Regions from separate parts of the Mus musculus genome. Here region 1 is linked to region 2. Evidence: chromatin loops called from intact Hi-C (ENCODE). Cell type or tissue: heart. All regions are shown on one strand. Region 1 overlaps Ap1ar (adaptor-related protein complex 1 associated regulatory protein). Region 2 holds the start of Alpk1 (alpha-kinase 1).

Region 1 (8,000 bases), 53 kb after region 2:
AACAGGTTAGTGAGGTGCTTTAAGGATGGATGGGTTAGGAGCCCAGATGACTGAGAACCCCTCCCCTCACTCTGGGGCAGAGTGAATATATATAATACATATATTCTTATAGTTTTAAAGGAGTTTATATCTAATTACTATGGGAGAATGGAACTGTTCTTGGGGTGGAAGGACAGAGGGAGAGTGAGTTAAATTTTGGTAAATTAGAAACAGACTAAAACCAAACTGTCCCTAGCAGATCAGTTACACTGGCATGCTGTTCCTTTGTTCTAAATCTACAACACCTTCTACCTTAGTGGTCATTTCAAAGAAAAAGGATGACCTTACCAAAAGACAATTATTATACACTTCCCAAGCAGCTGACTTTTCATCTTACATTAAGAATTTATAACTTAATGCTCTATATCTGAACAAACACAGCCAACGGTGAAAGCCTGGGGCGTGGAGAAACCATGATATAGTTGCCTAAAACAAACTGCCATGTTTAAATAAATCAACCAAACTAATCACAAGTAAAAGACACTAAGGCTGGCTTTACTCAGGTCTTTTGAATCCTGTGTTTCACAAAGGCACAAGAGTTGCTTTCCTAAATTTAAGGAAAAAGAAGTCAGTATTTCACTGACTTGATTTCCAGCTCTGTGTGACATGAGCCAAGCCAACAGAGAGCGAGGTAATAACATGGTAAGGAACAGACTCCCATTCACCAAGTACACAGGATAGGCCCTGAACTGACCTAATTCTCGCACGTGTCTCAGAGACATTTCCTTTCCTCAATACTCCTACGGCTACTGTTACCCTAGAGAGATCTCCACTGTCCAGTATGACAGCCACTAGCACTTGAGATGCAACCAGTCTGAATTTGGAGGGCTATAAAGTGTCAAATTGAACTGGATTCCAAAGAGAGTACAAAAGTAACTGAAATATCTCCTCGAGTAACTAAGCTCTGCAGCATATCTGCATGACTAGATATGACGAACGTTCTGATCGCCTTTGATTTGTCCTCTATGTTTAATTCATCAGTTCCACAGCCGAAAACGCTGCCACACATCCAGTACTAAGTGTGCGGCTTTGAGGCTAAACATGCTCACTGTATATGTAACGCCATTCCCATAAGTGCTTCTGTACATAAGACATGACTACATCTTTCATACCATTTTCACCAGACACTGGTAGTGGCTAGAACTACTGTTGTAACGTAAGAGGGTCAGACTGTACAAAAGTTCCTGAATCTATTTAAGAAAAAAAAAGTGCAAACCAGAATAGAAGATCTGATTTTTTTTTCTAGCATGCTTACAAGGGGAAAGCCTCAGTCCCTGTCTTCGTATTTGTATAATGTGAGGACAGATACTCGATTCTTTGGGAAGAGATGGCGTTTCTTCGATACAGATTTCAAACAGTAGGATTAAGAGAAAGAAAAGACACAGAGTTAGGAAAGCAGGTACGGGCCAAGCTTCTCGACTTCCAATTAATTTCATTTATGACGATAATACATCAGGACCATTAGACATCTCCCACGTTCAGAGCCGTCCAAGTTCTTGGAGGTATGACTTTTGGGCAAACAACACGAGAAGATGGCAACAGTAAGTAAGTGCCAGGAGGCACGCAGGTCCCACCCACAGCAAACTCAACAGAACAATGAATTCTTACTCCTGACTGGACACTGCTGCCCACCCTGGGTAGTTGAACTAGGGAAAGAAAAAAGCAGGGAAGGGGCTGGAGGAGGGAGGAGTCTCCGAACTAGACAAAAACCAGAAAATAACAAATGCTTTCTCAATCCTTGTAACTATTTCAGTGAAGCAGTGACTCTTCCTACGTGGTAGGAGGCAGTCACCTTGTTAATGAAGGCGACTGTGCTCTACCGACTCCCGCAGTCTAGCGCTGGGCCAACACTTCAGCTTTATTAGTGTCTGTTATGGCCTAAGACGAAGTTATTACCTTCTTCACAATGTATGGAATTACCCTGTCTAGTCGAACTCTGATACCAATTTCGTTTTTATTGCACCTTATTTGTGGTCACCAGTGTGAACACCGAGGCAAGGTCCTCCCGTGACCACAGTAGTGTCCTCCATTCATCTGAGGTTTAAGAAGAGCCACTGCAGTTTTTAATATCTCCTATTACTTAACCTAGTTTCTTATATTTCCATTGCTATCACTAAGGGAATTAAAAAAAATTTGTACACATTATATTTGCTACAGGCACATAGGGTTATAATGAAGTTCTCGTACTAATACCCAACATTTCACATTAATAAGTAGGAAAAAAGCACTTTGGCAGTACTTAGAAAGTGGAGCAATGACAATCCCTTATTGGTAGTATAAACTGGCAGAAACTTGGAAAACTTTAATATACTGTAGCACTGATGAAGATATGCATAAGCTATCAGCCGGTGATTCCGTCCCTGGTCCTCTCCTGTACAGGTGCAGAGGGGCTATTATCAGAATGCCTATTAGCGGTAACAGAAAGAAAGAGAGAAAGAACACACCCACCCCTGACGTAACAGAGATGTCCATCAGTAAAGTAACAGTAAATGATGGTATAGTAGTACAATACAGTGCTACACAGGAGGCGCATGATCAAGTATGAAAATGAGAGTTTTGGACCAACTATTCAAAATCACTGAGAGAAACAACCAAATGTGTAGACTAATATTTACTGTATTTAAAGTAGTTACTGAGGAACACGAACACAAATTCTTCCCTTGAATCTAGCCACCATAGAAAGCTTGCTTCCAGTGGTAGGAACCACAAGAGTCTGAGGGAGCTGCGAGGGGAGGGGGTGAGGCAGAGTGAGCACGTGAATGATGCATGCAATCAACCTGAGGCTGCGGGTAAGGCCGTGGGAGCTGGGCCTGGGGTGCTGCCCCCTGGAGAAGCAGATAAGCAAATACCTGGAAGATAAAGCAGAATCTGATCTAGGAGAAGGGTTAGACAATGAGACGCAGGGAGGCAGGGTCAGAATTGAATGGTGCTACAGTGTGTGTGTGTGTGTGTGTGTGTGTGTGTGTGAGTTCACCACACAAAGTAAACATAGTAAGTCAAAGATGCAAGGGTAAGATACAGGGATGTGAGAAGCTACAGAGGCCTCAGGAAACACAGCAGGGTCACATGGATGAGCTGTGAAGAAAATCAGGGTCGCCAGGCAGTGGTGGCACACGCCTTTAATCCCACACCTTTAATGCCAGGCAGAAGCAGGCGGATTTCTGAGTTTGAGGCCAGCCTGGTCTACAGAGGGAGTTCCAGGATAGCCAGGGCTACACAGAGAAACCCTGTCTCGAAAAACCAAAAAGAAAGAAAGAAAGAAAGAAAATAAATAAATAAATAAAAAGTCAGGGTCACATCATATATACATTTCACTTTCACCAACTCAGGCTATTCTCTAGGAAAAAGGGAGGGGAAAAGTAATGGAGAAACCCCGACACTGTGTTAACTAAAGGCAGCCAGCACGGGGTGTGCAAACAGTGACTAACTAGAAAAGACACAAGTCTATTTCCCTCCTTAGCTTGGCACGCTCCAAAGCCCAGAGACATCTCTGTGTCCTCGAGGGTTGTCGCAACCTGAGACAGATTCCTGCCTATTTACTACACTGCTAAAAATGTGAATGTGGTTCAACAGGTACAGAGTGGCAGAGAAGAGGCTGTGGTTGGAGATGCCTGCAACCTTACTACCTTGTTATCAAGACAGACACTAAGGTAAGTCTAAACCTTGTTGACAGCGGGCTGAAAATGTAGTTTTTAATGCTTCCCTGTTATGCAGCATGGTAAGAAAAAAAACCTATGAAACTCAAAACTACATTGGCATTGTTCTTTTTCAACATGTCTTATATTATACCTGGTGAAACACAGTAAGACAATCCTTCATATTTTCTTGGATATTATAAATAAGTGATGAGCAACCAAGGTAAATGGCTCCAAAGTCTACAAAAAATTAAAAGCTCCCCAAGACATCCTCCCACCCTCAAGTGGAAGACAGGTCAGGCTATCAATCATATGCCTGGCAAAGGCTATCACAAAGAGGACGACAGGGCAGTTCCCACCTGACATCAAATACTTCAGTGGAGCCTTCTGAAGGGATATTCTGAAGGGATAAGATGATGTCAACACAGTATGTCATGCCACGGGAACAGGTCCAGTTCTCTGCCTCGCTGCCTGAGATGCCAACCTGGCTATCTTATGCCCAGGTACTGGAACTCAAACCACTGGCTTTTCTGGGTCACAAGGGCACACAGCAGACCGTGGCACTTAGTTTCCACTGGAGACAATCCCTCCACGCACGTCATTTTTTTATCTACCACTGTAGCTATTGGACGGTACGTGCTGTTTTTCTACTGGTTAAGTATTATGCAGGCCCGTATAGAACTGGCAATCAAGTAAAAAAGGCCACGATAATAGTGCCTCTGAGGGATGAGCTTTGGATGGGATAGTCAGAAAATTATTTTATGCCTTGCAGGAACAATGGAGACATATCTTCCCCCTGTCAAGGCAAAGACAGAAAAGGCAGGCTAAACAAACAAACAAACAAACAGACAAACAGACAGAGCCACTGCCTTTTGAGAAGAGCTCTAGAGGAACCGAGCAACAGAGAGGGAGGAGCTCAGGCCTGAGCCCCCATTCATTCACCTTTCACATTGTGTGCAGCAGCTGGCATCACTCATTTTCTTGTTGGAGAGTGAAATGTGACCTCTTTTCTTATGTGAGTCTTCATTTTCTTCCTTCCCTAAGTTACTGAACAATGGGCAAAGCACCTTATTTAGTCAATAAAAGCTAATCTTACAGTCATCTGGGGTAGATGCAAAGGTGAGTTACAAGCAAGGCTGTGCTTTAATCACTGGAGAGGAGGATCGGCCCACGCCCAAATATGGGAAAAGTCCTTCAGAAGGACCAGAGACCAAAAGCCAGGCGACCTGACTGACTTAAGAAATTCTAGCCACAGAATCAACAAATACTTGCATCTCCACGTCCTAGGAACTTAACTAACTAGGTATTCAACAGAAGCCTGAATCAGCACAGATATGGACCGAGGAAGCACGGATAGGGACAGAGGAAGCACTCAGAAGCTAAGTAGGGAGTGGAGCTCAGGAGAGCAGACTGTTTCAGCAGCGCTGCGAGTTCTGATTTCCAGAAGGCTGGTGATGCTTCAGGAAAACTGTGGAAAGTCATTCCTGAATTGCCAGTGGAAAAGATGACTAAGTAGGTGTTATTCAAGTGAAGACAAGGAAGAAATAGGGAAGAAATAAGACTCAGGGAGGAACACAGCAGAGACAAGACAAGGAGACACAGGGAGAAATACATAATGCAGAATCTGGGAAAATACAGATATCTAGAAGGATACATATTTTGGCCTTTATCCTAGAGATATCCCAGGGTCAGCACTAAAGTGAGGACTCTACAGACCAATCTGATGTAGGAAATTCCTCTTCTCAGGTGTCAAAACACCTAACCAGCACAGATGTAGAGGTGGTCAGGACACAGAAGTAACCCTGAGAGGGCCTGGGAACGGGGATTTGGAGGGAAGGACAATGACCCTCCTGCTCACAGCTAAGGTGACTACAGACTGACTTTCTATGGAGAGGGTAGGAAACAAAAGTAAAAATGATTAGGAAGAATCATTTCCTCTGAAAACAGAGGCAGGGAAGAAAAGACTGAGAGAAGAAAATAAAGAGCTGCAAGCTCTTCCCAGGTAAAGACAAGGGCTCTGGTCTCAGAGGGACTTTGACTGCAATTCCAGCTCTGTTATCTCAGGCAAGTTAAACTTTCAAGCCTTGGCTTTCGGTCTCCAGCATGAGCAAGTTGAACACCATTAATCTGAAAGTTCAAAATCCAAAATGCCCCATGCTCTGAAAGCTGCTGTGAGCCAACAAGAGGCCACAACGTGGGGACTCCATACTTGACTTCACAGGACACTCAACTTGCAGGAGAGTTCGAGGCCAGCCTGGGTATAACAGTAAGATGCTTATGCTGCCCAAAGCAAACAGTGAAAAGCCATAGGCGGACTGAACGTACTCTATAAAGTCACGGTCAAGTGCACAAGATGTGTATGAAACACAAATCAGCTCTATGCTTTAACTTGGGTCCATGTCTAAGGGTGTTGTCTATAGAAATACTCCAAAATCCTATTTAAAGTAAGAAATTGGTTTCATGCATTTTGGATAGAGAACTAAAATTTCAATAGCAGTTATTACTTGGCAGGGGTGTGCAAAAGAATAAATAAGGTAACATAGTATTTAGAATACCGCCCAGCACATAGGAAGTAGCTAAATATTGGCAAGCACTAAAGCCATTTTCCCTAGGAAAAGAAAAGCTAATCTCTGTGAACTATCACCTAGAAGCAAGGCTGCTGCTAGAATCCAAGGGGCTGAAACCTGTCAGACAGAGCACCCCAAACATCATCACACCTGTGTGAGTAACACGACAACTCACCTGAAGCAAGGATGGGCAACTGTACAGCAACCTAAAGATGGGAAATAAAATACAACACAACTAGGTTCCTAAGAACCCATCTAAGAACAAATAATTTGTAGGACTGGGGATGTAGCTCAGTATGACACCTTAGATTTGAGCCCCGGCAATGCATAAGCCAGGCAAGGTAGCACACACAGAGTTCTAGTCTTGTCCAGAGAAAACAACTGGCCAGCACACGGAGTTCTCCAGAACATGCTGGGAGACGAACCCTCCAAACGAAGAAGGCTAACCCATCGGGATGTCAGTATTTTGTTTCTTGGTAGTAAGGTCTCCAAGATGCCTTAGCACTTAGACTGGTCATTAGTTATCCTCACATATAAAATACTACTAGAGCACACTCAACTGTACTTGGTAATTATAGTGCCGAGATTACAAAGCGTAGAGTAAGTGATCTCATTTTGAGAGACTCCTGGGAAATCCACAAGGCTAAGAAACCAGGCCTCAAATCACAAAGCACCCGTGGTGGAGTCCAGAGTAAATGAGCCTAACAGAGCCCAGGATGTCCTATTTCTTTCTAGCCTTAATAAGTACAGTGACATAAAATCAACGCAGACTTTTGTGAGTGCCCAGTTTTTCACTTAAACATGTACCCATTAACTGCCCAGATGCACACCTAAAGGAAAACAACTAACAGCGACTAAACTGAAAGGCAGTTTAATACCACATGCTTCCAGGAAGCTGCTAGAACTGTTAAGACTGATACCAAACGGTAAGTTTATGGGAAGATTCAAGTAAGGGAACTGTTGAAGCCTATGCTTATAGATGCCAAGAAACAGGACTGACACAGATCACATGGTCTTCGGCATCAGCATCCACAACCCCTAGGACTCACTCAAGGAGTCAGCCAAAGACAAAGTACAGACTCTCGATCAAGCACTACAACATATCTACAAGGATCACATGCCTCACGTGATCTCACCCTGCTAGCCTCTCCTATGCTGCCAAGCCTGGGCTGAGCCAGGAGAACCCGCAATTTTAATGAATAGTGTGTAATGAAGATATCATTTGTAAAATCACTGTTAAAAAAAAAAATACCCAAGGTTCTTACAGAACCCGGGTAATGTACTCCAAAGTCAAATACAAAAACATTGTCTACCGCAGAATTCAAAGCACTCCCTCCCAGAGTTTGACTGTTAAGCCTTCCAAGGAATGATAATAAAGTCAAAGATGTTGTAATGTCCAGTTCTTCCATGAGCCCCTTTCCATAGCTTCACAAACGAGTTCACTCACGAAGTACTTGGAATAACATGATTTTGGATCACAATGCACAACAGCTGTCAAAGTAAAGTACAGAAATCAGGAAAATCAAAATACCAAACTAAGTAGAAATGTTTTAAGTCCATCCCCTCCCATTCTAGGGACGCATAGAGTAACACCTTCACTACTTTGACACACTGCTTAATTAGTGAATCATTTTATAATGCACTCATGACCCAAAGATTCGAATTACAAATCACTTGGTTCCAGTTTGTGTGGGCTGAAAGCTTCCCAATACAAAGCTATTGGCTGAAAATTGGGCACCATGCTTAAGAAAGTTCAAAA
Region 2 (8,000 bases):
TAATCAAACTCAGGGGTGAAATCAACCAAGTGGAAACAAGAAGAACTATTCAAAGAATTAACCAAACGAGGAGTTGGTTCTTTGAGAAAATCAACAAGATAGATAAACCCTTAGCTAGACTCACTAAAGGGCACAGGGACAAAATCCTAATTAACAAAATCAGAAATGAAAAGGGAGACATAACAACAGATCCTGAAGAAATCCAAAACACCATCAGATCCTTCTACAAAAGGCTATACTCAACAAAACTGGAAAACCTGGATGAAATGGACAAATATCTGGACAGATACCAGGTACCAAAGTTGAATCAGGATCAAGTTGACCATCTAAACAGTCCCATATCACCTAAAGAAATAGAAGCAGTTATTAATAGTCTCCCAACCAAAAAAAGCCCAGGACCAGATGGGTTTAGTGCAGAGTTCTATCAGACCTTCAAAGAAGATCTAATTCCAATTCTGCACAAACTATTTCACAAAATAGAAGTAGAAGGTACTCTACCCAACTCATTTTATGAAGCCACTATTACTCTGATACCTAAACCACAGAAAGATCCAACAAAGATAGAGAACTTCAGACCAATTTCTCTTATGAATATCGATGCAAAAATCCTCAATAAAATTCTCGCTAACCGAATCCAAGAACACATTAAAGCAATCATCCATCCTGACCAAGTAGGTTTTATTCCAGGGATGCAGGGATGGTTTAATATACGAAAATCCATCAATGTAATCCATTATATAAACAAACTCAAAGACAAAAACCACATGATCATCTCGTTAGATGCAGAAAAAGCATTTGACAAGATCCAACACCCATTCATGATAAAAGTTTTGGAAAGATCAGGAATTCAAGGCCCATACCTAAACATGATAAAAGCAATCTACAGCAAACCAGTAGCCAACATCAAAGTAAATGGAGAGAAGCTGGAAGCAATCCCACTAAAATCAGGGACTAGACAAGGCTGCCCACTTTCTCCCTACCTTTTCAACATAGTACTTGAAGTATTAGCCAGAGCAATTCGACAACAAAAGGAGATCAAGGGGATACAAATTGGAAAAGAGGAAGTCAAAATATCACTTTTTGCAGATGATATGATAGTATATATAAGTGACCCTAAAAATTCTACCAGAGAACTCCTAAACCTGATAAACAGCTTCGGTGAAGTAGCTGGATATAAAATAAACTCAAACAAGTCAATGGCCTTTCTCTATACAAAGAATAAACAGGCTGAGAAAGAAATTAGGGAAACAACACCCTTCTCAATAGTCACAAATAATATAAAATATCTTGGCGTGACTCTAACTAAGGAAGTGAAAGATCTGTATGATAAAAACTTCAAATCTCTGAAGAAAGAAATTAAGGAAGATCTCAGAAGATGGGAAGATCTCCCATGCTCATGGATTGGCAGGATCAACATTGTAAAAATGGCTATCTTGCCAAAAGCAATCTACAGATTCAATGCAATCCCCATCAAAATTCCAACTCAATTCTTCAACGAATTGGAAGGAGCAATTTGCAAATTTGTCTGGAATAACAAAAAACCTAGGATAGCAAAAAGTCTTCTCAAGGATAAAAGAACTTCTGGCGGAATCACCATGCCAGACCTAAAGCTTTACTACAGAGCAATTGTGATAAAAACTGCATGGTACTGGTATAGAGACAGACAAGTAGACCAATGGAATAGAATTGAAGACCCAGAAATGAACCCACACACCTATGGTTACTTGATCTTCGACAAGGGAGCTAAAACCATCCAGTGGAAGAAAGACAGCATTTTCAACAATTGGTGCTGGCACAACTGGTTGTTATCGTGTAGAAGAATGCGAATCGATCCATACTTCTCTCCTTGTACTAAGGTCAAATCTAAGTGGATCAAGGAACTTCACATAAAACCAGAGACACTGAAACTTATAGAGGAGAAAGTGGGGAAAAGCCTTGAAGATATGGGCACAGGGGAAAAATTCCTGAACAGAACAGCAATGGCTTGTGCTGTAAGATCGAGAATTGACAAATGGGACCTAATGAAACTCCAAAGTTTCTGCAAGGCAAAAGACACCGTCAATAAGACAAAAAGACCACCAACAGATTGGGAAAGGATCTTTACCTATCCTAAATCAGATAGGGGACTAATATCCAACATATATAAAGAACTCAAGAAGGTGGACTTCAGAAAATCAAATAACCCCATTAAAAAATGGGGCTCAGAACTGAACAAAGAATTCTCACCTGAGGAATACCGAATGGCAGAGAAGCACTTGAAAAAATGTTCAACATCCTTAATCATCAGGGAAATGCAAATCAAAACAACCCTGAGATTCCACCTCACACCAGTCAGAAAGGCTAAGATCAAAAATTCAGGTGACAGCAGATGCTGGCGTGGATGTGGAGAAAGAGGAACACTCCTCCATTGTTGGTGGGAGTGCAGGCTTGTACAACCACTCTGGAAATCAGTCTGGCGGTTCCTCAGAAAACTGGACATAGTACTACCGGAGGATCCAGCAATACCTCTCCTGGGCATATATCCAGAAGATGCCCCAACAGGTAAGAAGGACACATGCTCCACTATGTTCATAGCAGCCTTATTTATAATAGCCAGAAGCTGGAAAGAACCTAGATGCCCCTCAACAGAGGAATGGATACAGAAAATGTGGTACATCTACACAATGGAGTACTACTCAGCTATTAAAAAGAATGAATTTATGAAGTTCCTAGCCAAATGGATGGACCTGGAGGGCATCATCCTGAGTGAGGTAACACATTCACAAAGAAACTCACACAATATGTATTCACTGATAAGTGGATATTAGCCCCAAACCTAGGATACCCAAGATATAAGATATAATTTGTTAAACACATGAAACTCAAGAAGAATGAAGACTGAAGTGTGGACACTATGCCCCTCCTTAGATTTGGGAACAAAACACCCATGGAAGGAGTTACAGAGCCAAAGTTTGGAGCTGAGATGAAAGGATGGACCATGTAGAGACTGCCATATCCAGGGATCCACCCCATAATCAGCATCCAAACGCTGACACCATTGCATACACTAGCAAGATTTTATTGAAAGGACCCAGATGTAGCTGTCTCGTGTGAGACTATGCCGGGGCCTAGCAAACACAGAAGTGGATGCTCACAGTCAGCTATTGGATGGATCACAGGGCTCCCAATGGAGGAGCTAGAGAAAGTAGCCAAGGAGCTAAAGGGATCTGCAACCCTATAGGTGGAACAACATTATGAACTAACCAGTACCCCGGAGCTCTTGACTCTAGCTGCATATATATCAAAAGATGGCCTGGTCGGCCATCACTGGAAAGAGAGGCCCATTGGACTTGCAAACTTTATATGCCCCAGTACAGGGGAACACCAGGGCCAAAAAGGGGGAGTGGGTGGGCAGGGGAGTGGGGGTGGGTGGATATGGGGGACTTTTGGTATAGCATTGGAAATGTAAATGAGTTAAATACCTAATAAAAAATGAAAAAAAAAATCAGAGACATTCATTCAGTGTGTGGCAGTGCTCTCAGCTGTCTGCCCCTCCCCACCCTTCACAGCCCACATGGAGGTCAGAGGACATGTGAGAATTGTATCTCTCCGTCCACCATGCAGGCACCAGGAACTGAACCCAGGATATCAGGCTTGATAACAACCCATATCTCCAGAATTAATCATAGGATGTATAATGAATGTTAAACTAAGAATGTAATCTAATTCTTTAGTGGTAGAGGGCTTGGCAGGTGTCATGTAAAATCGGTAGCATGGGTATTATACTTTGGGGACAGTGTGACTCAGGTTTGAAGCTTCTACAGTCACGAATGCTCTCAAATGTTCAAGAACATTGAGGGCAAAGTAAGGCGCATGGAGACCTGTGTAGGCTTGAGCAGAAGCAACAAACAGACACAGGAAACTCTGAAATAGTTTTTAGCTGTGACGTCTCATCAGGCAAAGGTCAATATTGTCACTTTTAGGAGTGTTAGAAGCACACAGTTTTTTCAAATGCCAAGAAGCAAGTATTAGGATGGAGGTGACATTGTGTTGTGACATAAAATCTGCTCATCTGCTCCTGCCTTTGTGCTGGTACCTGCTGTAAATACTAACAACTTCAGAGGTTTTAATTTGTGACTTTCCAGGCTAGAGTGCTACTTTCAAATGTTACAATTTTTTAATGATAGGACCATTTTACCTAGACACCCAAAGGAATTTAATTTTTTTTATGTGCGCTTTCTTTGTAACCAAGACTTGCCCACACCCAGAATTTCTGTCCCTACTCCCCAAGTATGCTGAGTGACATTCACACAACTGTGCCCTGGCAAGAAATTACTGACTCCATCGTACAAGCAAGCGGCAGCGTCTTTGATAGCTTCCTATGTGCTCCAAACCCAGTTTCAAATCAGTAGTCCCCACAATCCTTTAATGCCCTCATCAGACACTGATTTTGTGAGCAGTAAGGCTAGCAGGTCTGGCAAGTTCTGTGACTAAGTACATTGCTATTAATCCATATATATATATATACATTAAAGGGTTCATATTTTTCTCCTCTTCACAACAACTGAACTGTAGGTAGCCTTTCCTCTGCTCTTTTTTCCCCCCTGTCCCTTCTGAGGAGCTTCTAGAAGCGCAAACCTTTCTAAGGGCTCAAGAGTTACTTAAAAGCAACAGAGACAGAGGTGGCACCAAGTCTACCGCAATCACCTTTGAGAACACTCTGCCGCCCCCATCCTGCGAGCATCTGCACCGCACCTCCTGCAAGTTTTCATTTGTAAGCTGATACTCACTCAGAAAATAACACTTCAGAGCAGCAGTCTGACCCGGGAGAGTCTTTATTCCGGTACAACCTCCCGGAAACACAGCGTTTCTCCTCAACAGCTTCTGTTTCAGGAAACGGGAATCTGAAAAGAAAAGTCCTTCCTTGCTCAGACCGTGCTTGTCTAACGCCACGCCAAGACACGCCCCGTTAGGGACTGTTGCGGGAAAGGTCTTCTGGGAGTCGTGTTACTGACTCTGGCACCGTCCACCAGGAAAACCCCAGCTTGGCCTCAAGTGCAAATAAACGTGTTGATACACGTGCCTCTGCGACGCCTACTTCTCCTCTGCGCTCCAATTCCGAGATCGACCCCCAAAAGGGGACAAGGAGAGCTTGTCTTTTGATGACATCAAAATAGTGTCATTATGTTCCTGCTTTCTCATTGGCAGTCTCTTCCTTCACTCTTGGATGACTCCATCTCTGCCCTACTCCAAATAAGGAGTTTCCCTGAACTTTCACAAGGAAAGGAACTTGTCTGATAACTGGTTTGTCTTTCAACGGTCGAAGCAAATGAAATCTGAGACTCAAGTTTTGATAAAAAAACATGTCAAAAGTACATGAAAAGATGTTAAAATGTTTATCAAAAAAAAGACATTTTTTATTGGAAAAGTTTTAAGAGGTCAACAATATTTTAACTTTCTCGAGCCTTTCTGAGCCTGCTGTGCTGAGGAAGTTTCTTTAGAAAGAATAGGAATGGACTTTCTTTTCTTTTTAAGGTTTATTTTTACTATCTTATGTGTATGAGTGTTTTGCCTTCATATTTGAGGAGGTGGTGAGCCTCCGTGTGGGTGCTGGGAATCGAACCTGGGCATCTTTACAAGGGCAACAGCAACAAGTGCTCTTAACCGCTGAGCCAACTCTCCAGGGCAGGAATGGATCTAGTAATACCAACAGGAAGCATTTGGGTAAAGCCTTTGGTACATGACCCAAGAAATGAGAACAGAAATCTCTCCGCACCTGGGCAGCAAATGCTTTAGCCAGTTGGACGGATTCCAGCTCTGCTTCTCAACCAAGTGGAAGGAACGATCCAAGCGGTCAAAAGCTAGATTGCCTAAACACTGACTTGTGATCGGCAATAATTCTTCACCCATGACTTTAGAAGTTGTTCGACCAGCCAGAGTGATGGTGTGCTCTTTTAATCCTAGTATTTAGGAGGTAGAGACAGGTAGATCCCTGTGAGTTCAAGGCCAGCCTGGTCTAACTAATGAGTTCCAGGACAGTCAGGATTACACAGAGAAACCCTGTCTTGGAAAAGAAAAAGCAAACAGGAAAAAAAAAAAAGTTGTTCAAGTAAGAACATAGAATTACTATAACAAAACTTTCCATTTATTTACATAACTAGAGTTTCCTTTTTTAATGTATGTTCTTTCTTGGAATGTTACTTTATTGTAGCTATAGATAATGTGCATCTGTTAACTAACTTCTAAGTACCATAAATATCATTGAGAAATGCACTTTTAAATAGCACTCTGTTATTCGGCATTCATCAAATATGTAACTTTGTATTTATCTTTTAAATAAATTACAAATTAAAAATACATGTATTGTAAGCATTGAATAGGCCTGTCTTTAGAATGTTTATTCAATAGTGTCTGTAGCAAAAAAGAGAAATAATTTTAATATATATATATATATTACTGTATATAAATGAGAAAAACACAGAGATATAAGAGCAAGTTTTGTACTATGAGAAAAGTCTATGAAGGAAACGTAATAGAAACAGAAACTTAGATAGAATAATATAAATTTTCACAATTGTTAAAAAAATCTTCATGCCTTTATAGAGAGATGTTAGGGGTGCCAAATTATTTGACATATAATTTTGCTTGGCCTTTAAAAGAATATGCATGGGCCTTATGGCACACACCATTAATCTCAGCACTTGGGCTTGGGGCAGATGCAAGTGAATATCTGTGAGTTCAAGGCCAGTCTGGTATATAGAGTGAGTCCTAGAGGACTACATAGTGAGATCTGGTCCCAAGGAGAGAAGAGAGAGAGAGAAAGGAGGGAGGGAAGGAAGGAAGGAAGGAAGGAAGGAAGGAAGGAAGGAAGGAAGGAAGAAAAAAGAAAGAAAGAAAGAAAGAAAGAAAGAAAGAAAGAAAGAAAGAAAGAAAGGAAGGAAGGAAGGAAGGAAGGAAGGAAGGAAGAAAGAACATGTAGAGTTTTGTTTAGGAAAACCACACAGAGATCTTTTGTAATTATTTAAAATTATAATAAAAAACAAACATCAACTTCAATATATGTGACTTTTTTTTTAAGAATTCTGCTTGGGAGCAGGCAAGTAAAAGAAGTGTTAGAAATTATTTGAGTCTGATGGAAGAATAGGAGGAAGGATTTCTGGGGTCCCAAAAGGGATAGGAACTCCACAGGAAGACCAACAAAGTCAACTAACCTGGACCCTTGGGGCTCTCAGAGACTGAACCTCCAACCACAGAACTCATACATGAGCTACACCTAGACCTCCCCACACACATGTAGCAGATGTGCAGCTTGGTCTTCATGTGGGTCCTGAACTGGAGCAGAAGCTATCCCAAAAGCTGTTGCCTGTACGTGGATATGTTCTTCTAGCTGGGCTGCCTTGTCTGGCCTCAGTGGGAGAGGATGTGCCTAACCTCGAAGAGACTTAAAGTGCCAGGATCAGGGGATACTCAGGGAGCCCCACCTACTCAGAGGAGAAGGGGAGGGAAGAGTGAGGAAGGATTATGGGAGGGGAGACCAGGAGGGGACAACGAGCAGGATATAACGTGAATAAGTAAAAACATAAAGTTAAATTTAAAAAATTTACTTGAGGAGAAGGAGTGATATTTTAGTGCCTAAAAGAAGGCGATGGATACATAGAAATATGAGAAGACATTGAGAAGAAACCAGTGTGTGAGTCATTTATCTTCATAGAGTCTGGACAATAGCCACGTCTCTCTGTGATAAGCATTCCTGGCAAAAATTCCTAGAGCCATAGAAACATGAGATGTGATGTTTCATTTTTAATCACAACATTGAGTTCCAGAAAGTTTCCCAAGATAACAGTCCCATGTAGAAATTTATAAACAAAAGCTTCACTTACTGTAAATGTCTGAGGCGTACACTCAAGTGGTACACTTAGAAAAACGGCCTGCCCTACCGTATTGATTCTGATTATCTAGGTTTTATTGTTTTGAATATAAAATGCTGAAGCAAATGCCTATCACTTATTTGTTTGTGTAAA

The links. A loop is a pair of places that touch in the nucleus more often than their neighbours do. Peaks named below come from ENCODE experiments on the same cell type or tissue, not always from the same donor. Only the 100,000 strongest peaks of a DNase experiment are listed, where the experiment ranks them.
Region 1: a loop joins it to region 2, with 2.4 times the contacts of the local background. A loop is called at or near these places in 11 of 42 quality-filtered maps.

The regions. Positions count from the first base shown.
Region 1 is chr3:127,828,448-127,836,447 of GRCm38, forward strand. All of the region lies in intron 1 of Ap1ar (adaptor-related protein complex 1 associated regulatory protein), which reads right to left. Among named protein-coding and RNA genes, the nearest start is that of Gm43653, 5.0 kb to the right of the region's middle. In heart, no CTCF peak of the experiment used is centred here; no DNase peak of the experiment used is centred here; H3K4me3 peaks cover 323 bases.
Region 2 is chr3:127,775,392-127,783,391 of GRCm38, forward strand. It overlaps Alpk1 (alpha-kinase 1), which reads right to left and starts at 5,136. Exons shown (of 14, transcript NM_027808.1): 1 at 4,770-5,136. In heart, a CTCF peak has its summit at 4,729; a DNase peak (open chromatin) is centred at 5,040; H3K4me3 peaks cover 909 bases; H3K27ac peaks cover 476 bases.